Regions from separate parts of the Mus musculus genome. Here region 2 is linked to region 1. A link is a loop called in an ENCODE intact Hi-C map of the cell type or tissue named here. Cell type or tissue: heart. All regions are shown on one strand. Links, peaks and the distances in the headings refer to the core of each region. The heading gives the core; the rest is flanking DNA.

Region 1 (16,222 bases), core at 7,451-12,450:
AGAGGGTGCTTCCCCCCCCCCCCCCCAGTATTTCCCCCACCCTGTCTCATCAATTCTCTTCACAGTTAGGCACATCCTTGTCTAAAGCAAGATAAGGAAACCTTATTGGGGAATGGATTTCATAGTCAGGTGACAGCTTTAAGGACAACCTCTGCTCCTGTTGTTGGGGATCTATATGGAGACTGAGCTGCTCATCTGCTACATATGGGGGAGTGGGGGAGGGGACCTCAGTCCAGACTGTATGCTCTTTGGTTGGTGGCTCAGTCTTTGAGAGCTCCCAGGGGTCCATGTTAGTTGAATCTGCTGGTCTTCCTGTGGAGTTTCTATCCTGTACAGGGCTTTCAGTCCTTCCCCCCAACTCTTCCATAAGAGTCCCCAACTTTCATCCAATGTTTGGCTGAGGGTCTCTGAATCCATTTCCGTCAGTTGCTGCATAGAGCCTCTCAGAGGACAGTTATGGTAGGTTCCTGTGGGCAAGCATAACAGGGTATCAGTAAAAGTCACTATCAAGAAAGTGCTTTACTGGACGACCAGCCTCTTTGCTGGGCTCCTCTGCTCCTGAGACCCCAGAGACACAACCCCGGGTCTATACTTGGAACTTGTCATGCTCCCTGTTGATTTCTGCAAACAAACTTAGGCCAGAAGGTGATTAAGGGACAAAGAAGACTAGAGATATTTAGTTAAGCTGCCATTACTCCCCCAACACCATGAAGTCAATCACAGCTTATAGTGAGAGTCAACAAGAAAGCTGATTTGGACAGTTCAGAAGTTCTGGTAGTGTCTAGTGAGAGCAAAATGAAGGATCTCTTGTGGTGTAAAAGCATTTCATCCTGGAAAACCGGTCTGTGAAAAACATCAAACATGGGGGTGGGGCATAGCACGCTTGGATGAGAGTGCTTCTCTGCATGCCCGGGCTTGCTGGAGTCAATCACTTTTCTACTTGTGCCAAGTGAGGTGGACTGGCACCTCATTCAGGGCACACTGATTTTGTCATGTATGCTTTGCATACACACTTTTGAAATATATGTTTAAAAGAAGCCGAAAAAGTTGAGTTGAGCCTAAACAATTTTCTTTTTTAAAGTTGGCTTTACCACCAAATGAAACAAGAGGGTCATTTATCTGAGTCCTGCTCAGCTCCCTGGGCTCACCTCTGTCCTGATGTTTCTGAGTGCTCCAGAGGTCAGAAGGGGCTAAGGTAGGGATCAAGGATAAAGGTTAAAATGACTCAGGTTTCCGTGCATATGAGGCAAGTGCTGTAACCCCCTGAACTGTTTCCCTGGCCCCTGTCCAAGTTTCATTATTGTATCAGCTGAAGTAAGTTTTAGACACTTGACACATCACTGCCTAGCCATAAAAGCATTTCAGTAATTTTCTTAACATATTTTTATTAGCATTAGTTCATGTTGTTAAATCCATTTATGGCCATGGTTTGAAAGGAGTCCCTGAGAGGCTGAGTTAAATTGGACTTAAGGTTTTAGATGTACTTATTTTATGTGTATGAGTGTTTTGTCTGCATGTATGTATGTGCACCACATACATTCCTGGTGCCCCTGGAGATCAGGAGAGGGTATTGGATCTTCTGAAACTGGAGTTACAGATGGGTTCTCATGTGAGTGGTGGGAGCTGAACCTGGGTTCCCAGCAAAGACAGCAAGTGCTCTTAACTACCGAGCCATTTCTCCAGCTCCTTAAAAACTCTTTTTATAGGTTAAAAACCTTTTGTAAAATAAGTAAAGATGTAGTTTATTGGGAAAAAAACAAAAACAAAGGCAAACCTATAAAATCCAACAGCAGCAACAACAAAAGTATTCCCTAAACAAACAAGGGAAAGGACACACTAGGAAAAAGACCTAGTTGTTGACAGGGTCTCTAGAGGAAGGAGGAAGGAGGAAGGAGGAAGAAAGAAGGAAGAAAGAAGGAAAAAGGAGGGAGGGGGAGAAGGGAGGACGGAGGAAAGAGGAAGGAGGAAGGAGGAAAGAGAAGGATGTTTAGGGTAGTGAGACTATTCTGACATTCCAATCAATGGTGGTTGTATGTCTTCACACACCTGCCAAAGGTGAATTACTAGAAGGGAGCACTAAGAAGATGTGAATCAATTGTAACAAAGTTAAAGTGAGGTTGGAATTGGGAGGGAGAATATGGGAGCTTACTGTTTTGTTAAAACATAAGAATTCAAAAGGCATGAGGTATGAACTGCCCCTCACCCCATTTCTTCCCTTCAATCTCAAGGTCCCATCCCAGAGATATTGTGTGCAAGTACAAGGTCATATGCACACAATGACCTATCATCCCATACCAAAATGAACGTTATACATGTGTTTAATTCCAAAGATTGTAAGACTAACAGTCCTGCTCAGGTCTGTGGTACTGGGGGGATGGACAAGTATTAGAGTCCTTGTAATGTCGGGAGGCTCTGTGGTCCCTGGCAGAACCAGACATGACATGATAACCCATGTCAAAGGTGCATCTGGGCACAGTCCTGAGGGTGGCCCTTTTGGAGGTGCTTTTTATTTAAAGGGACTGGCAAAAGTAGGGGTGAACTAAACAGCCAAATTCTGCCATCAGGAAGTATGTCTGGGAATGGGAAGACAGTCACAGGAAGTGTGGCTGGGAATGGTAAGACAATCACAGGAAGTGTGTCTGAGAACGGGAAGACAATCACAGGAAGTATGACTGGAATGGGAAGACAGTCGCAGGAAGTGTGACTGGAACGGGAAGACAGTCACAGGAAGTATGTCTGAGAACGGGAAGACAGTCACAGGAAGTATGTCTGGGAACGGGAAGACAGTCACAGGAAGTGTGACTGGGAACGGGAAGACAGTCACAGGAAGTGTGGCTGGGAACGGGAAGACAGTCACAGGAAGTATGTCTGGGAACGGGAAGACAGTCACAGGAAGTATGTCTGGGAACGGGAAGACAGTCACAGGAAGTATGTCTGGGAACGGGAAGACAGTCACAGGAAGTATGTCTGAGAACGGGAAGACAGTCACAGGAAGTATGTCTGGGAATGGGAAGACAGTCACAGGAAGTGTGGCTGGGAATGGTAAGACAATCACAGGAAGTGTGACTGGAACGGGAAGACAATCACAGGAAGTGTGACTGGAACGGGAAGACAGTCACAGGAAGTGTGACTGGAATGGGAAGACAGTCACAGGAAGTGTGACAAGACAATCAATCACAGCTTTTGTGTCAGATGATGATTGCTTGAGCTTCAGTGAGATGTGGATGTATTTCAGGCTCCTGGACTTGCTTGAGAAGTTGAAGCTGTTCGTGATACTCTTGGCATCCCCTTGAAGGCAGTTCAAGTAGCTGGTGAGTCTCTTTTTGGAGAGAAGATCAAGCTCTTAAGTTGTGATGGATAGAAACAAAGTAACAATATATTTCAAGGCCCCCATAAAAGACACACACTAGGAATGACTCAGAGGGAGAGAAATGGAGAGGTAGGCCCCTTTCCCAGTGGTAGTGACTGAGGATGGGACAAGAGCCAGGGTGTACATGGGTGACACCAGTGTTGCCCAGCACCCAGTGTACCCATGCTGTGACATCATTTCCCAGTCACCTCTGGAATGATTCCTTTTGTAATTGCTCTTTGGTCTGCTGGACAGTTGGTTTCCTTGCACTCTTTAACACAAACCTCAGCTCCTGGGAGCTGCTTGTATACATTTACCAGTGCAGCCCACAAACCTCATTTCCACGGTCTGCATGTGATATGGGGAACGTGTATTCAACTGGTTTCTGTGCATCTGGGAAAATAACTGCAACACTGCACCTTGATTTGTTTCTGACATTTTGTTTTTCAGAGTAAGTTAAGTGAAATCCAGGAACTGAAGACACCAGACGTCTACTGTCTAGTTTGATAGTTCTAGTCACATGATGTGGGATGCTTCACATTTTGTAATTGACTACATACAGCATACTTATTGCTAGTTTGTGGACCTTTATATTGCACTCATTCCCTCCACTCCACTCAAAACCTAAGTGCCACAAAGTCAGTATCTTTGCCTTGTGAAAGCATTTGTATATATTAGGTATTCAGCAAATATTTGTTGAATGAATGCATGAATGAATGAGCATACCTCTTTACTTGAAGAATATTGACTATGATGAGGAAGGGATCAAAGGCACATCCATAAATATGTAGGTGAGAGCTCAGGGAGATATAAAGCTGAATTCTGGATGAACTTGGGAATACACACACACACACACACACACACATACACACACACATACACACACACACCACACACACCACACACACACACACACACACACACACACACACACACACCACACACACATACTACACACACATACACACACACACCACACACACACACACACCACACATACACATACACCACACACACACACACACATACCCCGCACACACACTCACACCACACACACACACACACACACACACACACACACACATACACCACACACACACCACACACACACATCACACACACACACACACACACACACCATACACACACACACACACACACACCACACACACACACACACACACACACACACACACATACACCACACATACCACACACACACACATACCACACACACACACACCACACACACATACACACACACACATACACACACACACACACACACACACACACACACACACACACACTGAATTTTGGATTGTGGATATAGTTTTAAAACACTATTGAAATTCACAGGGAGGAGCTATGGGTGAGGTCTGGGGACAGACTAGGGCTGAAACTTGAAGCAAGTTGGTTCAGGACTCCAGGTAGGGCAGGGGCCAAGAAAAGAGCTGCAACCTCAGTCAGAGGAGGATGTGGTGTTCACGGCACTGGAGTTACTTCCCAAAAGGAATTTTGCTGTCTTCATTCCCAATGACATCGCGCTTCACCTTTTCTTCTGTATTTCTCTGTATTGAATACATTTTCACATCCTGCATTGACTTCCTCATTCCCTTCAATGGCTTGTCCACATTCCCTGGGAAATCATTGTTTATTTATTTTTCTTTCACTTATTTGGACAATTTTGTCATCATTGTTTTGAATCCTTTGGAATTTCTTGAACCTGGGGAGACCATTATTATGGGATTGGTAATTTTTGGAGGATACCTGTTATCTTTAATATTATTATTATTATTGTTGTTGTTATTGTTGTTATTATTAATGCAACTTATACTGAAACTTGTATATGAGGAGTTAGGTCATTGGTTTAAAGTTTCATGTTTGGAATGTTTGGGATTGATAAGTTGAGGTCAGGTTGAGGTGTTATTTCTTGTTAAACTGGTATTCAGGGTCCTACACTCTATCCCTATCCCTCCTCTGCAATAAGAGTTACAATGGAGTAATAGTTAACTACACAACAACCATCCCTCAAACATCATTATACTAGGGAGCAAAGGGATGCTGACGGCCCTGTGTATGCTAATGATATATTAGTTATTGTAGCTATGAGTGGAAAGGAAAAGACAACAAAGGAAAGGCACACAAAGACTGTTGATTATTATTGGGATGATAGAAAGTAGACGAGGACTGTATAAACAGGAGAGTGAAACACAGTAGCAGAAATGTTGGGGAAGGGTGAGGGATTTTGGTTAAAACACTGAAGAGAGTAAAGCTATGCAAGCATATGCCATAGAATAATCATCTCAGGAGGCTGAGGTACAGAACCCTACAAAGCAAGACAGCCTATGTTCCTCAGGACACTGAAAAGCAAAAGGAAGGAATCAGGGCAGAAGGGAAATAAAGTAAAGAAAACCAAGGCAATGTATGGCAAGAGTGGAGTTGAGCTGAGATGGCTGGACATCTCACACATGAGACAAGTGAAGGTGACAGAGTTAGACAGAGGACTGAAAACTGACTGGCCTTATTGTTGGCTCTTGTCTGAACTCTCTTCCCTTTCTTCTCTACCACGGGGAAGTTCTCTCTCTCTTCTCTGTTTCTGTCTCTCTGTCTCTATCTCTCTCTGTCTCTCTCTGTCTCTGCCTGTCTCTGTCTCTGTGCATGTGTGAGTGCGCATGAGTGTGTATCTGCCTGTGTGCTGGGATTACAGGCATATGCCATCATGCCTGGCTTTATGCAGTACTGTGAATTGAAACCAGGGCTTTGTGCATGCCAGGAAAGAACTCTATTAACTAAGCCTTGCCTCCAGCCCTATCAAGTGGGTACACCTACAGGAAGGACTGAATTCCTATTTTTGAGTGACAATTTAGTTATATTATGAGGTCGGGAAAGGAGCTGGGAGCTAGGAAAGGGAAGGTCAAGGAGATAGAGAACCCAGGATTGCTAGGGACCAGAAGCTTAGAAAGGAGAGGGGACAGAAGGTATGTGTGTGTGTGTGTGTGTGTGTGTGTGTGTGTGTGACCATTCTTTATTACTTAGCAGTTTTGAATTGTATTGCTGTTTCTCAGGATAGTTGTTGACTGGGTAGTTGCCAGGAGAGGTTCTGCCATGCTGAGGCTTAGTTGATCTGTGAGTAGCAGATTGCAAATCACCCAGCAGTTCAGTCTTCTTTGAACGTTTTCTTTCTCAAGCATGTCTCCTTTGTGAAATAAGTTATTAATTTATGCTTATAAAGAAAAGGATGTGTAATTTTGAATCAGTGAGTGTGAGTTAAGTTCTCTTGTTGCCAAACTCAATTATTATTAGTCACTACTTTCCTAAATCTTGGCTTTCTTTATAATATAATGGAGATGCTAAAATTGCTTTCAGTTATTAGAGTGTATGGAATGCTTTGGGCCATCCCTGACTGTGCTGCTTATGTTCTCTGGTATCCTGTTTGGATTAACATTTGCCCTAGATTTTTGCAAAGAAGGAATTCTTATTGCTGTTCTTGAGGTAACCATAGATGTACTTGGTGGGCTCTGCTTTCAGCTGCCTATCCTGTTGAGCAGGGTGTGACACCAGTGTGGTGGCTGGAGTTCTCTCTTCACCTCTGGTTCCATCTGAGTGCAGCTGGGAGACCCTGTCATGCCCCTGGTCAGGAACAACATGAGGGTATTGGCTGATAAGGCCAAGTGCTATTAGACAGGTGGGTCAACTGATTTCTGGCCATGGGTAGTCAGTTGCTGCAGCCGTTTTTGCTGGTGTTGGCCATTGGTGACTTGGTGCACCAGCTCCTTGATTGATGTGACCAATGTTTTGGGCTGTGTGACATCAACTGCTCAAACTGCCTGGCTGGCAGTTAATGGGTCAGTAAAAACTGTGGGAAAGCAGAGGCTAGAGATACTTGCTGGTTCTTAGGACATTTCTAATTGACTTTGGGACGACGTCCTTTGGTTCTTGCTCTTTCTTTTCTTGGCAAAACTGGACTTACTTTTCAATACACAGATCAAATATTTCCTTCCTCTCTCAGTCATTTTTTTTTCTTTTCTTGTAACTACATATAAATACCCACACAGGTCACATAGTTTTCTAATTTTCGTATGTTGGTACCTTTCATGAACTATGGCACATAAAAGCATGCTTTGTCTCTGCCCACCTGGTGTCCAGTCTTGGAGGTTGAAAAGTGAGTTGATTTTGATTTCAACATCAACATGATCTTGCTTACCCACTCTTGAGCTGCGTTTTTAAAATAAATAAATATGTATTTATTCTTGTGCCATGTGTATGTGTTTTGCCTGAGTGCATATATGTGTACCAAGTACATGCCTAGTGCCTATGAAGTCGGAAAAGGGTGTGGAATCCCCAAAATATGGGTGCTGAGATCTTGGGTCTTCTGCAAGAGCAGCATGTTTTCCCCAATGCTGAATTGTCCCCATAGCCCTCACTGTGAGCTTCTTTAAATTCTCCTCTTTTTTCCATTGTTTTCTTTCTGCTGTCTCAAACTTCCACATCTCTTTCTCCATTTATTTCTTCTAGGATCTGTGTCCTGATCATTTCTTCTCACTCTGCTAAATTCTATTACTTTTAGATGACTTTTGCTTTTTGTCTTCTTTGAGAGAAGGCAGGATCTGCATTGCAAAGTGTAGCATTAAATTGTGAAGTGGGGGGGGGGGATGGCATGTTTCTGAAACCTTTGTCACAAATACAGGTTTCTTGGTGGAGGAGCCCCTTCCTTCTGGAGACCACCTCCACACTCAAAGAATAACTGAAGTGGGAACTGGGCCAGTGGTTTTATTTTCTGCACAAGCACCGCCAAAGCACAACAAAGAGGCTGGAAGTATCCCCAGGTGGAGGTATGTTCTCATGTCATCAGGAAGCCTACCTGCTTTCCCTGTACCCTGCCCCCTCTCACCACATGCCGCAGGGGATTTTTTTTTTTTTAAGTCAGAAAGGCTGGGGCATTGACCTGTGTTATGTACACTGTTTGTACTGTTGCCCTGGACACTGGGATGACAACTGAGCCACTGTCTTTCACAACTAGCTTGCTTACCTGCTGAGTAATGGGCTGGCTGAGGGCCCTTTTTGGCCTCCTTCCTTGGCTTCCAGCCTTTTGGAGGCACAAGCAACGTTTTCTTTCTAAAAGGAAATTTCGGCTCTCATCAGGAACATGAAGGCCTTTCTGACCTTTTAATCATCTATAGGGAAGATAAAAGTCCATCTTGGATGGAGGATCACATGAGCTGAGGTACTTTAAGCACTTAGCTCAGAGCCCACCACATGTAAACTACATACACCAGTGCCTGTTAACTGTCTATCTGTCTTCACATGCAACAGTCCACTGAACCCAGAGAGGAATCCCAGAAGATCTGTAGCTTTAACCTGAGGATTCAGAGGCTAGGAATAGAGCCTTTTACACTCCTCCTTGGGCTGGGAGAGCAGAGAGTAAGTAGCCAGAACAGGAAGCATCTTTCCTCTTCCTACTTCCCCTGAGCTCCATCTTTAGCCCTCTCCTAAGGAAGAGCATGACACAGATGCGGAAGCATAGTTTACAATAGCATCCAGCTGCAGAGCAGTCTGCTGGCAAGAGCCTGGACAGGCCCTAGAGAACGAAGAGGACGAAGATGACAAGCAGCTTTGAATTCCTTCTGGTATGTCTACAAAGTGACAAGGGTACAGGTCCACCTGTGTGTGTGGGTGTGTGTGTGTGTGTGTGTGTGTGTGAGAGAGAGAGAGAGAGAGAGAGAGAGAAGTGTCCTTTCATTTCTGAGGCATAAAGGGAGATCTCTGTAGATAAGAGGGCTCTCTCCTCCCTGCCTCCACACTGTCCCTGCTCCTCTGCAAGGACAGAGAATTTTCATGGAATAGTCTCCTGGATTTATGGCCGTGAGGCTTGTGTGTGAGACTACATAGCCTGCTTTCCTGGTGAGGTCACTGTTTCTTGAGTTATTGTCTTGCTTTACTTGGCCTGCATGAATAACAAGAATGTGGTGCAGAGGGCTTATTTATGAAGTACCAAATCTCTGCCTGGTTATACCTTACCAAGCAAGCTTCCCATCAGACCTGACTCCTCAGGAGCACTTTAGTCCTAGGGTCTGGTTTGAAGTCTAGTGAGGCTAAATGAGCAGGGCTGGGCCTTCTTCCTCCGAGTTGGAGCAGACAGACAAAAGCCTGTGGTCTCCTAAGCCAATGCACTTTGTAGGTTTCAGTTGAGGACTAATTTTGCTGGTAGGGAATGCAGGCAGGAGGCCAAAGGCAGCAGTTGGCAGCAAGTAGACTCTTTTGAATTCAAAAGAGTCGTCACCACCCACATCTTGCTTCTGAGCCAAGCAAGGGTCACTGGCCCGGACTGACCTGGCACACTGGGTGACCACCTGGGGCTGCAGGATCAGCCCAAATGCTACAGTGGGAAATGGAGAGCCTTGTGTTCAGCCGCCCTGGAGCCCTTCCCCTGCCCACCTTCTTCTGAGAGAGAACCCTGGACCCTGGCTCAGGAAATGATTCTATTTTCAGTTCCTGCCTGGCTGGCTGAATCACTCACTGCTCGCCACCCGTCCCTGCTTCTTCTGAATGGGGCGGATTATCACACCATATGTTAATGCAATTCACAATTTGCAAAGCCCGGTTAGGCTTGGGCTCTGTTGAGTTTTCATCAGCCGGTGAGGTAGATCGGGTAGGTAATTTAATTTGAATGCAAAATAGAGGTTCAAAGAAACTCAGGCAGCAAGGAGGCTCACCACTGTGAGGTGGGGTCTGGCACCCGGCTTCTCACTTGGCAGCAGTTTCTACACTGTCAGGGGTTCACAGCTCTTGGGCTGAATGGCAGGGGACCCTGCTAACAGTTTCCTGTCTTCTTTATAGAGGACATTTGCTTCAGAAGGGTGTTAGGCTGTGGGAGTGCAAAGAATTTAAAATCTTACTTTCTAGTCTCAAATTGAGTCTCAGATTCATCTCTCCAATCCCTAAGGTTTATATGACCCACAACAACGTAAAGGGCAACCCCTTCTTGCTCCGATCCATTTCATGCTTGTGTGGCCTATACTTTAGCCTATAAGACAGGTACATTCTAATGCATTGTCTCTAGGACAGTCCAGCTTTTAAGAACTGGCAGAACCTGGGCAAATGGCTGGCAAGGATGAATACTGGTCATAATACTAATGGAGCCTTCCATCCTTCAAGCCTGTAGGGTATTGCCCAAGACTATTATCCACAGAGAAGTTGGTGAGAACCCTAAGGGAGGGGCTCAGTAACCAGGGACAACATGGAGGGAGGCTCAGGGTAGTCCCAGGCATTTTTAGCTACTGTGGAAGTGCTCCAATAGTCTCACTTGAGTAGCCACACTAATACAAATCAGCTGCATATTGGCCCAGGTAATTTTGTTTAATCATTTCTGGGACAAGGAGGCAGGTAGGATATTTTCTTTTTCAACCAATGAAGAAAGTGAACTCAGAAATCTGCATGAGGTTCTACAGCCACTCAAGTTCTCGTTGTCACGTTTGAAGTGCAGAGCACGGGATACCCAAGACTTTGGGTGGAGGAGATGACAGTCCTGGCTGGTCAGAGTATTGGGGTCTGAGGCCCTACTGAGGTCAAAGGGTGAGAGGTGTGGGGAAAACAAGGAAGGGAACTGAAAAGTGTGTGTGTGTGTTTATGGAAAGTTGCTGAGCTGAGGGGACAACAGAGAGAAACAAGCTTGCTCTCACTGATTAGATTTGGTTTGAGCTAGTCCTGGGTGGTACCAAGAAACAATTTGCATAGTTTGTGCTGCCTCTTGTCTTTATCTAAAGGTTGGCATCTGGGGAACATGTGTGCTCTTGGAGCATTACCTATAGAATCTAATATGTTACAAATAGCTGCGTCCTATTTAGTGAGAGCTGCTGCTGAACCCCTCATGTTCCCCCAACCCTTTGCCAATCTCTCTGTTTCCTGGCTGGTGGAAGGCTTAGCTCAATGGAGTGTCACACAGGACACAGGATGATGAGGTGTGGCTCTCTGTGAATCAAGCCCTGGAGATCAGGTGGTTGAATAGAACGCTTACTTTGTTTCTTTGTGGGTAGGCCTCCAAATATGGGTCAGCATTTGCTCAGCACTCCAGGGACACCTGCTCTACTTGAAAATGTAGGCCCTTTCAGCAAGGCCTCAGCCACCTGTTGGTAGGGGAAATTGCCTTATGGCAAATGCCTTCTGGCCCAGAGCTTGAGACAGTGGCCCTGGCTCATGACCCCAGCTATTTGGGAGCCCTGTGAAAGAGAACTTTGAGTTTGAGGTCAGTCAGGTAGCTTAGTGATTCAAAATAGACTTTAAAAATGGGATAGGGAAGGGCTGGATCTGTGGCCCAGCAATGCTTGCCTAGTGCCAGAGGACCCTTGAATTAAATCCTAGTACTGAGGAAAATGGGAGGAGTGAGGTATAGGATGTGGTATCCCAGAAAGCGAGCTTGTGTTTGGCCTGAGAAGTGTGAGAGATGTGGGGAAAACAGAGTTGTAAGAGCCTCTCAGCTTGGATACCTCTACAGACTCCAACAAGGGCCAGGAGTGTGCAGCCTGTAACAAGCTTAGCTACCCTCTCCATAATGATTCTGCGTGTTAGGTTTCTCTGTTGCCATTTCTCTATTTTTTTGCTCCTACCCAACAGAGGGTATATTGGTAGATAACGAATTGTGTCCCCGGTCCCATGTGACAAAGTAAAAATCAAATGACCAGGTGTGTGGGCTAGTTTTCAGAACAGTTTTTTTCCTTGTCCTTTGAGAGAGACAGGGATGCATTTGTTGGGAACTTCTTGGGCTTCCTGGTAGAGGATGACATTCCCGTGACATTAGAGATGGAGTGCAAATTCTAATTCTCCAGAGAACTTTCTTTGCCTGCATTCTTCCTTGTCTATCCCTTTGTCCCTGCCAACTTTGTGTCAGAAACGACCTGTCACATGATTCCTTTTTAAAACTGGTCTTGGCTGCCTTGCTTTTCCTACCCACTGCCCATCTGCCAGCTCTAGGCAACCTTGGTGCTGGGTGGGGTAGGGTATCTCCAGAGTGAGAACGGAAATATGTGACTGGCCTCTGTCCTAACAGAGGCAGTTTTATTACCCTACATGTCCTGGAAACCCTGCCTCTGGTTCAAGCAGACTCCAATCTTGGTTATTGCCAGATGGGCGTCGGCAGTCAGCCTTGGCATCCTTTTGTGAGTGGCTGTGCCGTGGTGAGTCATGGGGGGGGGGCAGTCTCCAGCAAGGAGGCATGAGGTGGGCACAGAGGAGGAAGTTTGGATCTTTTCAAGGCAGAGAAGCCAGCAGGCCGAGGAGGGTCACTGGGACCCTGGAATTTATGGGTGCTACGGAAACGCCTTAGCAGCAGGCGGGAGGGAAGCCCTGGGATTATACCTCATTCAGTCAGTCCCTTCAGCAGAGGCCCTGGTGCTGTCTGGAGGCAGGGCCTGTGATATCAGACCTAGACATTGCCTCAGGATAGAAAGAGCATGCTGGATTCCCTCTCATTTCAGGGAGCAGTGAGGCCCACATGCATAAATCTTTCCCATTGTGCAAACCTTCTCTCATTGATCGAGGGAGCCTCAGACACAATCTTCAAGTGGTTTATTAATGTCACTAACAAGGCATCCTTTATTTTTATTTGAATGAAATGTTCTACAGAAGGCAAACATTTCACCATTAAATATTTAAATTAAAGATAAATAAATGAGTCCCAGTCTACATATAAAATAAATCTCCAGGAGCCACACACACACATTTAAGACATCAATTTTAAGTTAAATAAATTCAATCGTTGGAGACTCTGTGACATGTTTTATCCCTAACTTTGTTCTGGATTCCAACTTAATATTGTATATGACATTAGATGGTTCACTGGGACAAAGCACTTGATGCCCAAGTGTCCAGACTATGTTTGGACATGAGGGTCAGATGCTCAGGGTCTAAAGCAGAGGTGGGAGGGCAGCAATCAGCAAGGCAAGAGCCTGGAAGTCTGGGTTTGACTTACCGCCATGTTTCAGTTTATCCAGAGCATCAGGAACAGGAAAGCAGAATCCACAGAACAGCAGAAGCAAGCCTGATACCCAAACAGTTCAAACTCGTGCTTGTGCCAACACCTGCGGAGTCTCAACATAACCTTAGGGTAGAGTTTACCACGGAGTTTCTGCTTTCATTAAGAAGGTCGGATTAATTTAAACCTCTTAATTAGGGAACAAGACTTCCGGGGGGCAGAATTTAAGCCACAGATGAGAAATATATAAGGTCTATGTTACCGACCACTTCACAGGCAGATACCACTAACCAGTCTCTGCACTCTGATACCTCATCTCCACGCTGTGCTCCAGGTAGCCTCTTCCCAGGCCATTGCAGAGGAAGACGTTTTGCTGATTTCCATCCTTCCCTTTTCCTTATTTTGTGTGAAGGAGAAGATACAATATGGGCATTAAAGTTAGACACCTAGAGTTAGGCGACTTCAATCTAATCACTTAACTTTTTTGAATTAGTATCAACATATACAGTGAGAAAATCCACCCAAGTTAGTTGTTAGAAAGAATAGCTTAATTCATGCGTGGTGTTCAACACTGTGCTCAGCACAAGGCAGGTAGGCATTTAACAAATGATAGCTTTGATTACCATTATTTCTTACATGATCATTTTTAAATGATAGTAAATATTAGTTTGAGCCACAGGAAATTGATTTTCAGCTGTTTCAACCTACAAAAATGGCGATTTCTTCTGGTTTCATCTATGCATAATCTCTCTCCCTCTCTGTTTGTGTGTGTGTCCATGCATGATTTGTTTTGTTTTTGAGACAGGATATTGCTAGGCTGTCCAGGCATGTCCCAAACATGTGATCCTCCTGTCTGAACCTCTTTACGTGTTGGGGTCCCTGTTCTCTGCACCCGTCTTAATTATCTAATACACAATGATGTATTTCATTCGAATCACTTCTTTGTTCCAACATTGTCAGATTCTTCTCTCCATTTAAAGACTTTCTTAAATCAGTTATTTTAGAGATGCTCAGACCTGGTGACAGTCCCACAAGCTGCTGTTAAGTCACATACTGCCATCCAGATGCTCTAGTGTCCCAATCTGTAGGTTGGGGACCACAGTGCTTTCTTATCAGAGGGTTTGTAATGGTGAGAAGAGACAATGATGGGAGAATGCTCTCTGGATTAAAGTCACTATACAAAGCTTGTCAATTGCACCACATCACAAAATATTAGACATTAAAATTAACATTGGGATTTTAAGTGCTTTTCTATAGACAAGAATGCACCTAAAGAAGAGAGAGAGCTCATGCAGTCATGCCCATGATTAGCAAAGCAGATTGGCAATGGTTGCTGTTAAGTAGATATTAGAACAAAGCAAAGATGAAGCATTTTGTATTTCATCAAGGGAAAACAGACATGGGATGGGAAAAGTAAGAACTGTTGTGTTCTGAGTACCTCAGAATCAAACTTTTACATTTACACCAGAAACCATACGTTTTGGGAAAACTCACAAAGAAGACAGATCAACTGCCTTCTGTTTTCCTTGGAGGCTTTTAAACAGGCCAGGAAAGTTTGCTTTTGGTATAGCTTTGCCTAAAAGTAGGTATATAACCTTTGTAATTGACCAATACGACTTTAAGACCAATGGCTTTAGCAGTTCTGAGGAACAGCTTTCTTGCCTTCTGAGGATGTTACTTTCCATGCCCCATGTCAGAGTATAAGGAATGATGATGTGTTTGGACCAGCAACCAGCAGAGGGGAGGGTGGCTCAGTCCCAGTCCTCAACTCTTCTATCTTCCTCCGAACCTTGACCAATGCAAGGTGCCCATGAAATGTCGAGTTTAGTCGGCTTCAAAGGCGCTGTTGGTGGCTCCCACATATTCAGACTTCTTCTTGTGCCTGGTCCACATTTTTCGTAGGATGCCAGGGACGCCACAGGAAGTACTGCCTGTTAATGGCAGGGAGGCTTCTGCTCCCTGGGGAAGGGCTGGGTACTCTTCTGCTATCTTCTTGAGGTGTCTGGATCTAAATGAAAACCAGAGTGGGGTGGGGATGGAGCAGGAAAGGCAATTACTGCACTGAGCCAGACTTAAGTTGTAACTTTGAGGAGAGTGGCCAGCCAGTGTTCTCCTCTCCTCCTCCATCCTATGTCCATGTCCTGCATAGCTGGAGGGTCACAACACCCACAGGAATGTCTCTGGGGTTCATCTAAGATGGGGTACAAAGAGATGACCATGAGCACAGAGATTTATGGGATCTGGGCTCCTTTCCTTATGTTTTGAGTCTTGCTCGCCTAACCAGTAGAAATCACTGAGTTATGAGGTGGTAGATCAGCGGTAGAGTGCTTGCCCAACTTGTATAAGGCTTGGATTTGATCTCTAGTATAGAGATAGGCAGGTGAGGTGGGGGAGGGGTGGCTGGGCTTAGAGAAACCATGCAGCACTGTAGCCTAGAAAGCTTAACTTTTATCAAGGAATGGCATAGTCTTTCTGGTCTACCTGACCAGTCCACGACAGCCACCGCCCCTCTGACATTCAGAGGCTCCATCCTGAAAGTTCCCACTTTAACTCCCAGGGTTTTACTTCCTTTGGTCAATATTAGATATACTTTGATTGTGTCTGCTTTTCAACAACTCATCTTGATTCCTAATCTCCAATTGAGATCTGAAAAGATCAGGGACCACACTTGTATTCTCAGCCCTTAGGAGACAAAAACAGCAGATCTCAAATTCCAAGCTAGCTTGGATGATGCTATAAGAAAACCAAACATCAAGCATCAAAAATCAAACAAGGGCTGCAGATACAACTCAGTGGAAGAGTATTTGCCTCACACATGCAAGCCTTGATTCCAGTCCCAGCATCCAAAATAAAAAGAGGAAAGACCAGGGTAGAACCTTTTAGATTAAGGTTTTGCCTCATGA
Region 2 (16,222 bases), core at 5,470-10,469, 70 kb before region 1:
CAATTCATAGACTACTTATAACTTTAAAAAAAAAAGAAAAAGATTTGTTTATTTATTATATGGTACACTGTAGCTGTTTTCAGATAACCCAGAAGAGGGCAGCAGATCTTTTTACGGATGGTTGTGAGCCACCATGTAGTTGCTGGGATTTGAACTCAGGACCTTCAGAAGAGCCGTCGGTTCTCTTAACCGCTGAGCCATCTCTCCAGCCCCCTATTTACAACTTTTTAAGAGCACTTTATTTCTTGTCTTGTTTTGATTTTTGTTTTTTGAGACGGGATTTCTCTGTATAGCCCAAACTCAGAAATCCACCTGCCTCTGCCTTCCAAGTGCTGGGATTAAAGGCGTACACCACCATTGCCCAGCATCTTGTCTTATTTTGGATATGCTTGGTATGTCCTTCAAGGTTTCATTCATGGAGGTTTGGTCCCTAGAGTAGCTGTGCTAGAAGATGAGGTCTTGTGGAAGTCTTCAAGTACTTCTGGGACTCTTACCTTCTGGCTTTCTGTTTTTGACATGATATTCTCTCACTCCTATGCTTGGCATCTTCACTCTCTCTCTACAGTTAGGTTAATACTGTGGGACAAATCAATGTTGCACTCTCCAGCATGATCTTGGATTCTGAAGTTTCAGAACTTTGAGCCAAATAAACCTTAGGCATTTCATCACAGTTACAAAAGATGGGACCAATACAGACTTCTACTGACACTGTAGAGAAGAAATAGAAGGTCTCTCATTGAATTTGGAACTCATCAATTTACCTACACTGGCTGGCTAGCAAGCCCTCTGTCTCCACATCTTCAGCATGGCAACTGCAGGATTACAGATCTGCACTGCCAGGTCTGGCATTTTGCTTGAGAGCTGGATCAAACTTACATCATTAAGCAGGAGGCAAGCACCCTTAGCTGGTGAGTTATCTGGCTAGTATGTTCCAATGTATTGTTAGACAATGTAAAAACCAGTCACAAACTTGTGTTCATGTGTGAAAAGAATTTAGGGCTACACATTGTTCCTTTAAAGCAAGGCTTCCAACATGAGAACCATGTTCTCCACCATCACATAAGCATATATATGTGCTGTTTCTGTTCCATTCCTACCCTGAATGTTGTCACCTTCTATTTTATCAGAGGCAATATTTCTTATTCTTTTTCAGCGTTGTTGTCTCTACAGATTGCATGTCTAGGTGTTTCCACAGGGAATAGCGAATTTTAGAAACTCACTAGCTGACAATTTATCTCTGCTTCAGATGTTGACATCTCTCCTGACCAGGCGTTCCTGTCCTCCAGTTTTGAATACTGGGTAGTAGGATTACTTGTAAATATTGGCCAAAATATGGACACTGTGAAAGAACATTTTTAAAGATTTGAAAGCATGATTTTTTACTACTACAGATCAAAAATTTGAAAATGAGTTAATTTTCTATTGGTGCAATAACCAGTTACCACAAATGTGTAACTCAAAATAACACAAATCTCTTCTCCTGTGGCTCTGAAGGCCCGCAATGAGAAAAGGATCCCACTGAGCTAAAAGCAAGGCGCTAGGAGAGCTACATTCCTTTCTTAAGTTCTAGGAGAAAATTTGTTTTCTTACCTTTTCTGGCTTCTAGAAGTTGCCTGAAGTCCTTGCTTCATGAGCCTTTCCTATTTACAGCCAGTGGTGTAACATCTTGTAATCTCTCTCTTCTGCTCCCCCTTACTCTTTAAATACCTCATGATTAGTGCCTCGGGGCTAACAGGCAGTAGTATCTCCACTCAAGATCTTCTATGGGATCATTCCTGCAAAATCCTTTTTATCATGAAACATAATATGTTCACAGTTCTAGGGATCGGGACATGAATAGATTGGGGGAATTGTATCTACCCCCAAAATACAGAGTGAGGAGACATGGGTTGAAACAAGAATACTTGAAACATTTCTCACTGGGCAGTGGTGGTGCATGCCTTTAATCCCAGGATTTGGGAGGCAGAGGCAGGCAGATTTCTGAGTTCGAGGCCAGCCTGGTCTACAGAGTGAGTTCCAGGACAGCCAGGGATATACAGAGAAACCCTGTCTCGAAAAACAAAAACAAAAAAATCCAAACAAACAAACAAACCCCATTTCTCTCTTGCAACTTTTTTTTTTGGGGGGGGGATCAGTAAAAGTATTGATAGTGGGGGAGTCAGGTTGGAGCAAACATTTCTGTACCCAAGATCTAGTTCTCAGCTAAAGTTTTGTTTTCAGATGAAATATGTAATGTTTAATAATGTATGTGTAATAAATATGTCTCATCCTTTCTGCTGGAGAACATTTCTTTTAGCATTATCGATGCAGGAGTAGAGGTCTTATCACCTTTTTGCTGCATTAATGAGATAACCAAGAGGACTTAACAGTTTGGTTGTTCCAGTTCATGGGTTGGCCTTGTCTTTGGGGGTTGATCAAGAAGCACATCATAGCAGGAGAGCATGGTAGGGAAACTGATTAAATCAAGAGCTAGGACCAAAGCAAAGGAAAGGAGGGGGCCAGAATCCCATCGTTTCCTGCGGTATACACACCCAATAACCACCTCTCAATGGTTATACCGTATAGTAACAGTGTTGCTCTGAGAACAAACTTTCCACACATGAGCCCTTGGAGACATTCAAGATCTGTAGAGTATGTACCACACCTGTGCTGCTTCTAGAGTTTTCAGTTACTTTTAGCATTTAACACCATCTTAAAAAAATAAAAACAAAATAAATTAATGTTTTTAAAGAGTCAAATAATACAAGAACAACCCGTAAAAAATGCAAAGGCTCTTTTGCTTCATTTGACTTTTTTCTTCACAGTCAAATATTATTAATAGTTGATTTAGTCTACAGACCATTTTCTAGTGTGATAGACATGTGCTCATTACATCATGCATGCTTATCCTAAATGATGTCATATTTATTGTAAGCACCATAACTATCTCTTTGCACTGCACTATCTTATATCTCACATGCACTGTATTTATAGCTGAGCACCCACAGTCACTACAGGATTAGGAGTGGCAGCTTGGCTCTCATTCTAGTCTGCCATTGTATGCCCTTGGACAAATTAACCTTTGGGTGTCCAGTTTTCCAGATTTATAAAATAGGTGAAAATAATACCTATACTTCTTCCAGTTGTTATGATTAAAGAAATTGTGACTATTATCTAAGACAAGTGCATGTGCAAGGTCTTAGAAGAGAAAGAGCCATTTAGTGGGGTCTTAACTGTATACAATTTTTATTAGCCAAAGAACCATTTAAGCCAGTCTAAGTGTAAATGTTTTTTACTTGGGGTAATGATGAAATATACTACTATAAATATTCAGACACATTGTTTCCTCAACTGAATTATGTCCTCAAGTTAAATTATCTGTCAAAAAAATAACTGCCAAAGGCTGTATATGTATTTATGGATTTTAGTCATTATTGCTTTATAAAAGAATGACATCAGTTTTCAGTACCAGTATTAGGGAATTGCTTAGATGCTGTTCTCAGAACTTTTGGGAAATTTGCTGTTGCAGTAGCTGGTACATGGCATTTCAAATATACTTTAATTTATATTTTTTATCACACTCTTGTGTGCATACATATTCATATCTCTTGCTTGTCTTCATCTATTCTACAGAGATTTGATTTATTGATAGCTGGGTATGCCCCAAGGTAGCTGTAAATAAACATAAAAAAAAAATCTCCTCATGGAGCCGGGCGTGGTGGCGCACGCCTTTAATCCCAGCACTCGGGAGGCAGAGGCAGGCGGATTTCTGAGTTCGAGGCCAGCCTGGTCTACAAAGTGAGTTCCAGGACAGCCAGGGCTACACAGAGAAACCCTGTCTCGAAAACTGAAACCAAAACCAAAACCAGAATCTCCTCATGGAAATGATTGTGTACACACTTTTGTTAAAATAATTTCATAGGTAGTACATGAACCAAAGCTTTTCAAACTAGCAAATCTTGGGTGAACTTGGTCTTTCTTCATAGAGGATGGGAAGAAGGTACATCTCCCTATGGAGGAATTTACTTAATAATCTCAAGAAAGGGAATTAGTAAAGTGTGTGTGTGTGTGTGTGTGGGTGTGAACAGTGAAGGAACAAAGTTTCTCACATATTATAAGCAGCTGCTCTGTAGGTGAACTACGAGCCCTAGAAAAGCTTTTAAACATTATTTTTATAATAAAAATATCTGCCAGGTATGGAAGAACATGCCTGCCATCCAAGGACTGGGAAGGCTAAGGCAATAGGAGGCCAGCTAAAAGGGCAGCGTGACGACGACAACAACAACAAATTCTAGAGAAATAAATAACAAAATAAATTTATCATGGAATATGAATATAAAGAGAGCTTGAAGGAATATTCATTGCGAAAGCTTGATAGAAGCATTAACTGTCCAAACCATTCGTAGCTGTTGAGGCACAAAAAGAAAGCTGTCCCTTCTTAGGTTTATGTTTGTTTGTTTATTTTTTTCAGACAGAGTCTCATGCTGTAGCTCAGGCTACTGTAGCTCAGGCTGCCTTGGAGTTCATTATGTAGTTTAGGCTGGCCTTGAACTCACAGCAGTCCCCTGGCTCAGCTGGGATCAGAAGCCTGTGCCACCCACCATCCTGGCTTATGTTTGGTTTATGATAGACACATACCCAGGTTTGCCTGTAGTGTAGTGTTAGTGGAAGCCAGAAGAGGGCATCAGATCGCCTGGTACTGGAGTTGCAGTCCATTGTGAGCTGCTATGTGGGCTGGGAATTGAAACCTGGAAAAGCTCTTAACCACTGAGCCATCTTTCCAGCTCCAGCTTTTTTAAATTAAAAATGAAGCAATTATAAATGCTTTCCAAAGTGCCTAACCCACCTGCATTCCTATGAGCAAGCAGGGAAGTTCTATATGCTTCAGTATTTTTATTTTTAGCTCTTTTTTAGATACCTCACTACTACTAAGTGTATGCATTTTTACCATATATTGTCAGACAAGGTCTCATTGTATAACTCAGGAGACTCAGAACTCATAAGCCTTTTGCCTCAGCGTTTTTAGTTTGGGGGTTACATTTCTTGCTTCTTTGTGGTTGAAAATCGTGTAAGTGAGAGATTGTTACATGTGTTTGTTACTTTTCTTTCTTCTCCCCTTCCCCCCACCCCACTTTCTTTTTGAGACAGAGTTTCAATTTAGCTCAGACTGGGCTGGAATTGAACTCCCAACTGCTGGATACTACTGGATTACAATGTAAACCACCACATTCAGCTCGCTTTTATATCTTTTGTTTTTGGCAAAGTAGTCATCTTTTGTAGACTTTAATTGTTTTTATTCCTCTCATTGAATTTTGAGAGTGTAAAACCTCTCTGAATGTTATATTGTGTGTATGTGAGTTCATGTGAGCATGCATATATGCTACACTTCAAATATGGAGGTCAGAGTATAAAAACATTGGGTGTTGATCCTTGCCTTCTACTCTGTAAGACTGTAAAAGTACTGGGCTTTTCTATGCTTGCTCTTGTTCTGAAATAATGACACAGGGACCTGGTATATTTATTAATAAGTTTCAAGTACTACAGCTGAGTATATATCCATCTATTCTAACCGACTGTGCTGCCTACTACACAGCCACATGACCCATTACTTGCCATTTTAGGCTCTCCTGGCTGCTCCTCTCCATCTGTGTCCACAAGGTCATTCTCTTGTCTGGATACCTCCACCTGGGACTCCCTCAATGGGATTGGAAGTCCTACCTTCACTCTCCTCCCAATTATAGCCCGATCAGCTCTTCATCAACCAATCAGAAGTGGCGGGGAACAATACACAGGAAATGCTTCAATAATAATGACAATGCTAACTCTCAGATCTCAGGGCACAGTAGCAGCATCTGAATACACAGCATACAAAACTCTCCCCCAACATCAGAGTCTTGTTCAGCACTACATAAAGCAGTCCAGCTGGCCAGAGAACTTCAAGTGTTCTTCTTTATCTGCCATCATCTGCTGTAGGCGCTCTGGAGATCTGGTCAGCCTTGAGTACATAACACCACCTTGTCTCAAAGTATTCTGTAATACTATCTTTGGGAGGACGTTTCCCTATATAAAACAATGAGAATAAATTTTACTTAAAAATCTGATGCACTTACCTTCAAGTTCTAAAACGGTTGTTTGTATAAAGCTGATCATAACCTAAGAATATCAGTTTTGCTTCCTGTTAGAATAAAAATGGAACAATGCATACCCAAGAGTAAATATGCTTCCAAATGACATTTGAAGACTAGGAGGAGCATTCCATCATGTAGCCCTGGTGAAGCTAAGGTAGATCATGAAGAAAGTCTGGGCTCTATACTGAGTTCAAGATCAGCCTGGGGTACATAACAACACCTTGTCTCAAAAATATTAATTTCTAAATTAGTCTCTCTCTTTAGAAGCTACTATGGAACTCAGAAAATAATTTAAAAGTGCTTTTCCTTCCCAAAATATATCTTGAGAAAAAGGAAGTTATTTTTTTTTTAAAAGCGAGTGTGTATCTACCTGGTTGTTTTGAATTGCAAGCTCATCTTGATTTGTATTTGCACCTGTATCTCTGATTTGCAAAAGACGATGCGTACAGTTTCAAAATAGCAAAAAATGTCAGTTTGTAACAACATTGATCTGTGGTTCATCACTCTATGCAGTAGAGCATGGTGTCTTGCAAATTTGGGCTCTTCGCCGTGTCTAATCGCTACTGTAGTTAATAATCTCCTTGTATGCTTCTTTAACCGTGTAACTGTTGAGAAGTTGCAACTGTAAGAGGCCCCTTCCCCTATGCAAGATTTCAGTTACTCCAGCTTTCAGGCGCACCTCCGGGACTCTGGGTTCCCCGCGAAGAGCATCCCGCCCCCTTTGTAGACGGAGTACGAGGTTGAGCTTCTGGAGCACTATCAACCTTTTCCCGTTCCACGCAAGCCTCGAGATAACAACTCCCCACTTATCACACTTTTATTCATCTCTGGGGAAAACAAAAGACACAACAACAGGGTCTTGGCCAGTTTCCTTGTCCTTTCGGCGCAGAACTAACTCACACATGCTTAAGAAAATAACGGCCGCGCAAGTTTCCTGGCTAGAAGGTTAAGTAGATGACCGCGCCCTTAAGTGGCGAGACTCACAGCGCGAACTAGCGCCCGCGAGGTCCTCCCCTGCCCAGGACCCCGACTGTCCCCGCCCCAGAGGCACGCTCCGCACCCCTCCGGAGGTGGCGGCGGCTGGATCGGCCCCGGCGCCTCTTCCGGCACACACCCGGGGCGCAGAAACTCGCCTTCCCAGCAATCTCCGCGCCCCACTGGGTGGCTCACCCCGCGTTCCGTGTCCTGTCACCTCGGCCCGTGAACCGGCCTCGCGCCTCCCCCATCCCGCCCCGCCCCTCCCCCGGCTCCACGGCGCTCCGGGACTCCCGCGAGTTCCAATCCTGGCTTCTAGCCCCGCCGGCCCCGCCCTCTGCCGCGCGCGCCCTCGCCGCCCCGCCCCCGCCCCCCTGCGCGCGGCCGCCCCAGCCAATGAGGTTCGGGGCCGCGTGCGCAGATTCAAACGGCGGCTCTTGAGGGAGGCTGGGCGCGAGATTCGGCGGTGCGGACAAAACCCTGCAGGAGGCTGCGAGTGCTGCAGTGCTGCTCGCTGCGGGGAGAGGGCGGGGGTCGGCGCCCGTGACGGAGCGGCGCAGGGCCGGCAGCTCTGAGGCGGAGGCGGCGGCGGCGGGCGGGGCGGCGGCGGGCGGGAGCACGCCTCCTGACATGTCCAGGGCATCCCTGGCCGGGCCCGGCCGCGGCTAGGAGCAGTGGGTCTTGGTCCGCCCCTCTGTCCCTCAGTCCCGCCTGGCCCTGACCTGACCGGGCCTGCTTTCCGCTCTCGGTCACCTGAGGGAAGGAGTTGGGGAAGCGGCGGGTGGGTCTCGGAGAGGGAGCATTGGCCCCAGGCTGGAGGAGGCTGACCCCGCGTCCCCGCCCAGCCCGCGCCTATGCGGTACTTGAAGGATGGCGAAGAGGTCGCGCAGGTGGGTGCCATCCCCTCGGACCCGGCCTAGCGGCCCTGTCTCGACTCTTGCTCTCTGTCCTTTCCTGCTGGTCCCCACTTAGGCCCTCTCGAGCCTGGGGGGCATAGGTTTTCCTGTTCGGTGGGTGTCCCACACCCGCTTCGGCCGCGCTGGCCTGAGAGCATCTATCATTATTAGACTCCATCATTATTAGACGACTGTGTGTAGGACTCTCTCTAACAAATGCTCAGGTTGCTGCATTGACGGATTCTCCCACAGCTCACGCCCAGACTTCTAACTTCTCACAGCCACTTTCAGGGAGGTTTCTTGCCAGGTAAGTTTGCCCACTGTCAGGGGATACGCCACGCCAGGGGAAGCGGTTGTGTTTGCCTGGATGACTTGAAATGGGGTTCTCTCCTCTGACTTAATCGTGCCAAATCAAAACAGATCTCCTTGACAAACCTGGGCGGGCACGGTTCTGGGAAATCTTGAGAAGGGAATTCGCTAAATCTCCCTTGTGCGCACTGCTCTTCTGAGCTTTTCTTTTTCTTAGTATCTTCTGAGGACATTGTTACGTTGTTACTATCGAGTAAACTTGATCCTAAACCAATGTGTCTTAGTTACTTTGTATCTCAAGTATTCATGTTTGATTCTGATTGTATCGGCATTGTAACAAGTAGGACACAATGTTGTTGTTGTAGAAAGATGTGCTAGGATGTCTTTATGCACCTAACTTTTATTTTATGCTATTGTAATAGCTACTCCTAAATTGTGTGGCATAATCAGATGACAAAAAAATCTAGTGTCTCGATTTTCAGTATTAAGGAAACCTGAAAAGTATTTCTCAGAATTTCCATTTATCTAGATACACAGCTTCAAAATCTAAGAGTCATATTCCCTGAGCTGAAATTTAGTACTGAGAGTCATTCATTGCAGAGTTTGATTTAAAATAACTACGCATAAAATACTTGGCTTTATTCATATATTCTTCTATATGTAGGTTGGTTCTGCAGATATCAACATAAATTTAATTATGACATAATTACTTTATATAAAGTGGCTGCAGAATAGATTGAACATTGAAGTGGAACAAGTGTGCATATACGCATACACCCACAGGCACACTACCTTGGTCTTTTATCATTTTGGATGAGGTAGTTGTAGGGGTTTTTAGCAGCACCTTTACCTTTACTCAGTAGAAGACAGTAGCCCTTTTTCCTACAGTCAGGACAACCAAAACTGTTTACAGATGGTGCCACATATCTCTGGGGGGATGGAATCTGGACCATGCAGGTAAGAACTGCTGATCTACAACTTCAAAGACATAACATTCCCATCTTCATAAAAGATGCAGATTTAAAGATAAGATTGCTGGAGTACTGCTTTAGGCTTTTTGAGTTTTGAAGTCTAACAATGCTTTTAAATGATGTGTAAGTTAATTGAGACAATATAGAATGATGTAAAAAATGATGTAAAAAGTTATAGTTCTGGAGTAATTGTGCTGCAGTGAAACACTTCTCTGGAAGTATGTAGATAGAGGGTGTGATGAGAGATCACCATCTCTGGTCTGTTTCTTTGGGTTTTCTTCAGTGAGTTCCAGGTGCTGTTAAATTTCTTATATATTTAAATATGATTCCTGTATTAGAAGATAATGAAATGTTTGAGGATGAAATACCTTATTCATTGGGCTTTCTTCTTTGGCTGAGAATCTTAGTAGATATGAATTCAATATATAATAGAGAAACAAAGGTCTTCAGCATACAAACACTGAGGTGAATGCAATATCTTGCATAAGGATATGGGCATAAATATAGTAGACTTTCTCTATGTTATTTGGGGGAAAAAAACACCTAAAAGCAGAAAATGTTTACCCTAAATATAAAACAACTGAACAATGTTGGTTCTTTTTAGCTTTCTAATGGCTGCAGAGTTTTTCACTAAGATTTGCATATAGAAAAGGTTATGTAGTTTTGTGACTTAAAATAGTTTTAGAATTTAATGGGGATTTTAGTGATACAATTTACAGCTATTTCTTATTAGGATATCTATTAACAGTATGTATTTGATTTTTAAATATTCTATGTATAGTTTCATTTTATGGTATGTGTGTGCTCATGCATGAGTGCATGTGTGCCTGTGTACATGCAGTTGTGCCAGGGTGTGAAAGATGAAAGGACAGTTATCTGGAAGTTCACTGCTGCCATAGTTGTCCTGAGGATCAAACCCAGGTTGACAGGCTTGGCAGCAAACACCTACTGAGTCATCTTTCCTGCCCTAGTTTAGCTTTTAAAGGCCAATTAAACCCCTAGAAATAAGTTCACAATAATTCTGATGCTACAAAGCCTACTTACTAGGCATAGGTTAAGATATTTATACTTAAGATGACCAATGATTAAATTAAAATGATAAGATGAAAGCTAGGTTCTACATAGGAAGTTTTTTCCTTAGTGGTGTGTGTATTTGTGTGTGTGTAGCAAATTCATGTTTGTTTCTAGAAACATGACTGAAGTGAATGAATGCAAAACTATAAGAAATATTTTTAGGATGATAAAGGATATTTTTAGGATTTTTTTTTTGTGTCTTTAACTAGCAATATTATTTTGGGGAATCAGGTAAAATCTATTTCAGTTTCTTTTCGTTTATATATGGGACTTGGACTTTTTAGTCTGTAAGGTAGCTTATAGTTTTAATCCAAATCTTTGAGGACTTTTGTGACCATCCTGTTCTGTTTAAAAATAACATTCTCTAAAAGAATTAGAAATATTATCCATTGTTTTTGTTTATGGATAATTATATAGTTTTTTTAAAAAAGTATTTATTTCAGTGTTTGTAATATTAATGGTTCTGATTATCTGAAGTCAAACTTTGTCTTTCTCTGATAATGCTAGTTTGCAGTCTAGAGGTGGAAGCCAATATTTGCTATATGCAGTACAGCATATTAACCGCTGGGTGGCCTGATTTCACTTTGTTAAATCAATTTGATAAATGAACATAAATTGAGTGCAGTTGAACTGAAAATAATTAAATATACAGTTGCCCTGACCTTAAATTGACCTGAAATTAAAGACTTTTTTTTTTTTTTGAGACAGGCGCTCACTCACTAGTACTGGATAGTCTTAAATTCACTGTCTCACTATGTAGCCTGGGCTGGACTTGAATTTGTGAAAAATCCTCTAGAATCAGTCTCCCATGTATTGGAATTACAGATATAAGCCACTATGACCAGCCTTGTATTATTTTTTTCTTAAAGATTTTTTTATTTTATGTATATGAGTACACTGTCACTGTCTTTAGACACACCAGAAGAGGGTATTAGAACCCATTGCAGATGTTTGTGAGCCACTATGTGGTTGCTGAGAATTGAACTCAGGACCTCTGGAAGGACAGTCAGTACTCTTTTTTTAATTAATTTATTTATTTTTAATTTATTTACATTTCAAATGTTCAACCCCTTACCTGGTTACCCCCTCCCAGAAACTCCCTATCACATCTCCCCTCCCCCTGCTTCTATGAGGGTGTTCCTCCACCTATTTACCCAACCACTCCTGCCTCCCCATCCTTGATTCCCCTACACTGGGGCATCTATCAAGCCTTCATAGGACCAAGGACTTCTTCTCCCATTGATGCATGGACAAGGTCACCCTTTGCTATATATGCAGCTGGAGCTATGTGTACTTCTTGGTTGGTGACTTAGTCCTTGGAAACTCTGGAGGGGTCTGGTTGGTTGATATTGTTGTTCTTCCTATGGGGTTGCAGACTCCTCCAGCTCCCTCAGTCCTTTCTCTACCTCCATCATTGGGGAACCTGCACTCAGTGCAATGGTTGACTGCAACTCTATATGTGTAAGGCCCTGGCAGGGCCTCTCAGGAGACAGCTATATCAGGCTCCTTTCAGCAAGCATTTCTTAGCATCCACAATAGTGTCGGTGTTTGGTGACTATATCTGGCATGAATCCCCAGGTGGGACAGTCTCTGGGTGGCCTTTCCTTCAGTCTCAGTCAGTGCTCTTAACCACTGAGCCATCTCTCCAGCCCAACCTTCTATTTTTTTTTAAAGAGTTATTTATTTATTTTATGTATATGAGTACACTGTAGCTGTACAAATGGTTATGAGCCTTCATGTGGTTGTTGGGAATTGAATTTTAGGATCTCTGCTTGCTCCAGTCAGCCCAGCTCTGGTCAACCCCACTCGCTCAGTCCCTGCTCCCTCTGGCCCAAAGATTTATTTATTATTATAAATAAGTACACTGTTGCTGTCTTCAGACACACCAGGAGAGGGCATCAGATCTCATTACTGATGGTTGTGGGCCACCATGTGGTTGCTGAGATTTGAATTCAGGTACTTTGAAAGAGCAGACCTGCTGAGCCATCTTACCCGCCTGTTTTTTTTGTTTTTTGTTTTTTTTTATGATAAATATTTGAGACTTGAGGAAATTTGGATTAAAAATGTGATCAAGTTGAGGGAATTTTACTAGAAATTTCTAATTTCTCAAATTTCAGACTAGAGGTTACTTTTTCAGTAAACAATATTTTTCTTTGTTTAATTCATCTTTATTAGGTTGTCTGTTAGTCTGTATTTCCCCCAAAAGTTTTATCTTAAAAACCAAGTTTAATTTGTGTATTGATATATAAGTAAAATCATGACTATCGTATCCTATTAGCTTATAATACCCCAACATGTTAAGATATTTTTTTGTTGTTTCATAATCCTCTTTATTTACTCATAGAACAGTTTTCATTGAAAATAATTTGCTTATGTATTAAAAATTTATAGAATTAACATTTTCCTGGTAAAGTGTGGTGGTATATATACATCTGTAATACTAGCTCTTAAAGACAGGAAGGGAGTTCATTAGTTCAGTGCAGCCTAGGTTACATAGTGAAGTTAAGGCTACCTTGAAATAGTAGTATATTGTTTTAAAACCAAACAAAACTAAAAAGAAAACAACAACTAAGCCAGCAACATCAACTTTTAAAAAATAATATTTTTCTTGACTCTAAATAAGAACAGTAACAGTGACTGAGGAAACCAAGCACTAGATTGGTGAGCTTTTAGTTTTTAATTAGAGTAACATTTTATTACTTCTGCTGTTCTCTAGATTAATTATGTTAGAGTAGATATTATTTATTTCGGGGCTGGAGAGATGGCTCAGCGGTTAAGAGCACTAACTGCTCTTCCAGAGGTCCTGAGTTCAAATCCCAGCCACCACATGGTGGCTCACAACCATCTGTAACAAGACCTGATTCCCTCTTCTGGTGTCTGATGACAGCTACAGTGTACTTACATATAAAAAAATAAAATAAATCTTAAAAAAAAGAAATTATTTATTTCACTATAAAAGTAGAAAGTTCAAATTTATTAAATCATTACATATTACTAGCACTGATTTCTGCAATACAAAAATGCCTTCAAATGCTGTAAGACATTGAAAAATGATTACATCTGTCTTGGTAGTTTCTAACTACTACTGTTAAGAGGTAGAATAATTTCATTGTTAAATATGAAAGTGGAACTTTGGCAAAGTTACACATGAAGACTAATCCTTTTCCCTTAAAATTTTTTATAGCTGTGTATGTGTTTAGTCAAATGGATTTGATAAGTCAGAGGAAATTAGGGGTTCCTACATAGGGTGTATGTATGTATGTGTGTATAAAATCTAGAGCTTGATTTTTGTGAGATTGAATTTGTATATTGCATTTAGATATTAAAAGTCATTCGTATATTGCATTAAGAATGGCCAAATCTTCAGACTTGATATTTGATATCAGAATGAATTTTTAGGAACTATATTTAGTAAGGCAAAAATAATTTTGAATTCTATTATATTAGACCATCTATTTACAAAATGCTGAATCACTTTTTCTTAAAGGTAGGTAATATATTCATCTTATAGTTGTGCGAAGTTAGTCTGTTTAGGGTTATACAGTTACAACTTGAACCTTGTTCTCATTTTAGAATACACTTAGGTTAATCTTTGGTAACTTCCAGTTTCTTAGTATGCTTTCTTCAGTTTTAAAATGTGCTCTATATATTAAGGTGGTTGAATAGTGAACTTTAGCAGTCATTCTTGCCAGTGTTGTTTTCAGATGGTCATTACTCTGGCTACTTAGTATCATCTAATTCATTATCATGGAGGCTTCATTCTTTAAAATGTCCCTCCCTCCTTCCCTTCCTTCCCTCCTTCCTTCTTTCTCACCCCACCCCCCTTTTACCCCATACAATTCAGGCTCTGAGCTTGTAATCCAACTTATTTTTGGAGACAGTGTTTCTCACTGAACCTATAGCTTGCTGATTTGCCTTCCCCCAATTGCCTTTACTCATCATTTTTCCTAGGTGCCCTTCCTTTCCCAAATAGTCTCTTTTTGCTTTCATTTCACAATATATTCCAGTACCACCTAATGTTCCCGTCATCCCCTTTAGGACTTAATTTTGTATACTCTGATTAATATTGAGATTGTATTGTTTATTCTGAGTAGCTTCTTTAGTCATGTCTGCATATACAGACTCAGTGCTTTAAATAATTTAAATGGCATACTTTAGCTTACATATTGCATTCTTTTGTAGTGAGGACGAGGATGATGACCTTCAATATGCTGATCATGATTATGAAGTACCTCAACAAAAAGGACTGAAAAAACTCTGGAACAGAGTAAAATGGACAAGAGATGAGGTAGTTGCCTGGGAAGCTTGACTAGTCTCATAGTTATCAGTATTATAGTCACGAAAGGAATTATGAAAACAATGTGAGAAAATTATCAGCTTAGTTGTGCATTCTTTTTAAAAAATCAATGATATGAACAATTGTTTGATTTTGGGATTGACTGAAACAGTGTAATAGAGGAATTTGTACAATAGTGACTTTAGTTCTTCTCAAAACAAGTACCAAGTATGACTCAAGAGTATGAGAATAGGGCTGGTGAGATGGCTCAGTGGGTAAGAGCACCCGACTGCTCTTCCGAAGGTCCAGAGTTCAAATCCCAGCAACCACATGGTGGCTCACAACCATCCATAACGAGATCTGACTCCCTCTTCTGGAGTATCTGAAGACAGCTACAGTGTACTTACATATAATCAATAAATAAATCTTTAAAAAAAAAAAGAGTATGAGAATATCATCTACATACCAGGGGTGGAGGAAATATTTCTAATTTTTATTCCTCTCAATAGGATGACAAGTTAAAGAAGTTGGTTGAACAACACGGAACTGATGATTGGACTCTAATTGCTAGTCATCTTCAAGTACGTGAAATGTCAAGTTGTATTTCTGTTACAACATTTCTTTATTTAAACCATTAGTTTATATATTCTATTTTTCAGAAATGTGTCTGTATAGTTTGGTTTTCATCCTTAAAACATCTGGTTAAATTATTTTCTGGTATGTTTGTAGTTGTTTGTTAATGGTTTAGAAAGTAATTTTCCAATTCAGGCTGAGTACCTGAAATCCAAAAATTGGAAATTTCTAAAGTGCTTCAAAATCTACAACTTTTTGAGTACTGATTTAGAGCCACAGTTTTACACTTGACTTAATGTAATACATCACAGTAAAAATGCCAGGTATGCCTGAAATGTTACTATTATTAGATTATGTGTATAAGGTAGATATGAAACATAGATGAGTTTCATCTATAGACTTCTGTTCCATCCCCAGGACATATTATTTTATGCATATGTACATATTTCCAGATCTCCAAACTGAAATCTGAAACAATTTTAGTCTCAAAAATTTTGGATAATGGCTGCTTAACTTGTAAAGCATTTTTCCAGGGGCCTAAAAGAACTTTTACTATAAAACAAAATGGCATTAACTTTTGGTAGAACTTCAAAAATATTTGTGACAAGTGGTTTTATTTTATTTTGATTTTTGTATGTTGGTAATTGAACCTAGGGCCTTGTAAACTCAGCCAAGCACTTTACTATTGATCTATGTCCTCAACTGTGATATATGTGAAATTATTTTGAAGAACTTTACTATTAAAACATTTTGACAGCTAACAAATAAAATCAAGAAAAAATTGTTAGGTTTCTTATCTAATGCATATGTTTTTGGGTATTTTTATTGATTTTTTTTTTTGAGATGAAGTCTTACATAGTACTTACTTACTTACTGGGTAGCCTGGAAGTCATTATGTAAATCAGGCTGGCCTCAAACTCATAGATATCTGCTTACCTCTTTCTCCTGAGTGATAGGGTTAAAGTTGTAAAGTATCATACCTAGCTATTTACATTTTTATTATTTTACAGTATACTTGTTCATCATACCAATATTCGCATA

The links. A loop is a pair of places that touch in the nucleus more often than their neighbours do. Peaks named below come from ENCODE experiments on the same cell type or tissue, not always from the same donor. Only the 100,000 strongest peaks of a DNase experiment are listed, where the experiment ranks them.
Region 2: a loop joins it to region 1, with 4 times the contacts of the local background. A loop is called at or near these places in 15 of 42 quality-filtered maps.

Annotation. Positions count from the first base shown.
Region 1 is chr1:9,623,818-9,640,039 of GRCm38, reverse strand. 2610203C22Rik (RIKEN cDNA 2610203C22 gene) reads left to right here and starts at 8,948. Exons shown (of 5, transcript NR_015470.1): 1 at 8,948-8,979. It overlaps Vxn (vexin), which reads right to left. Exons shown (of 6, transcript NM_178399.4): 6 at 12,898-15,327. The coding sequence ends at 15,144. In heart, for the core only: no CTCF peak of the experiment used is centred there; DNase peaks (open chromatin) are centred at 8,389, 8,889 and 9,739; H3K27ac peaks cover 536 bases.
Region 2 is chr1:9,691,685-9,707,906 of GRCm38, reverse strand. It overlaps Mybl1 (myeloblastosis oncogene-like 1), which reads left to right and starts at 7,698. Exons shown (of 15, transcript NM_001290397.1): 1 at 7,698-7,972; 2 at 14,515-14,620; 3 at 15,118-15,189. The coding sequence starts at 7,953. In heart, for the core only: a CTCF peak has its summit at 7,561; a DNase peak (open chromatin) is centred at 7,336; H3K4me3 peaks cover 2,089 bases; H3K27ac peaks cover 1,709 bases.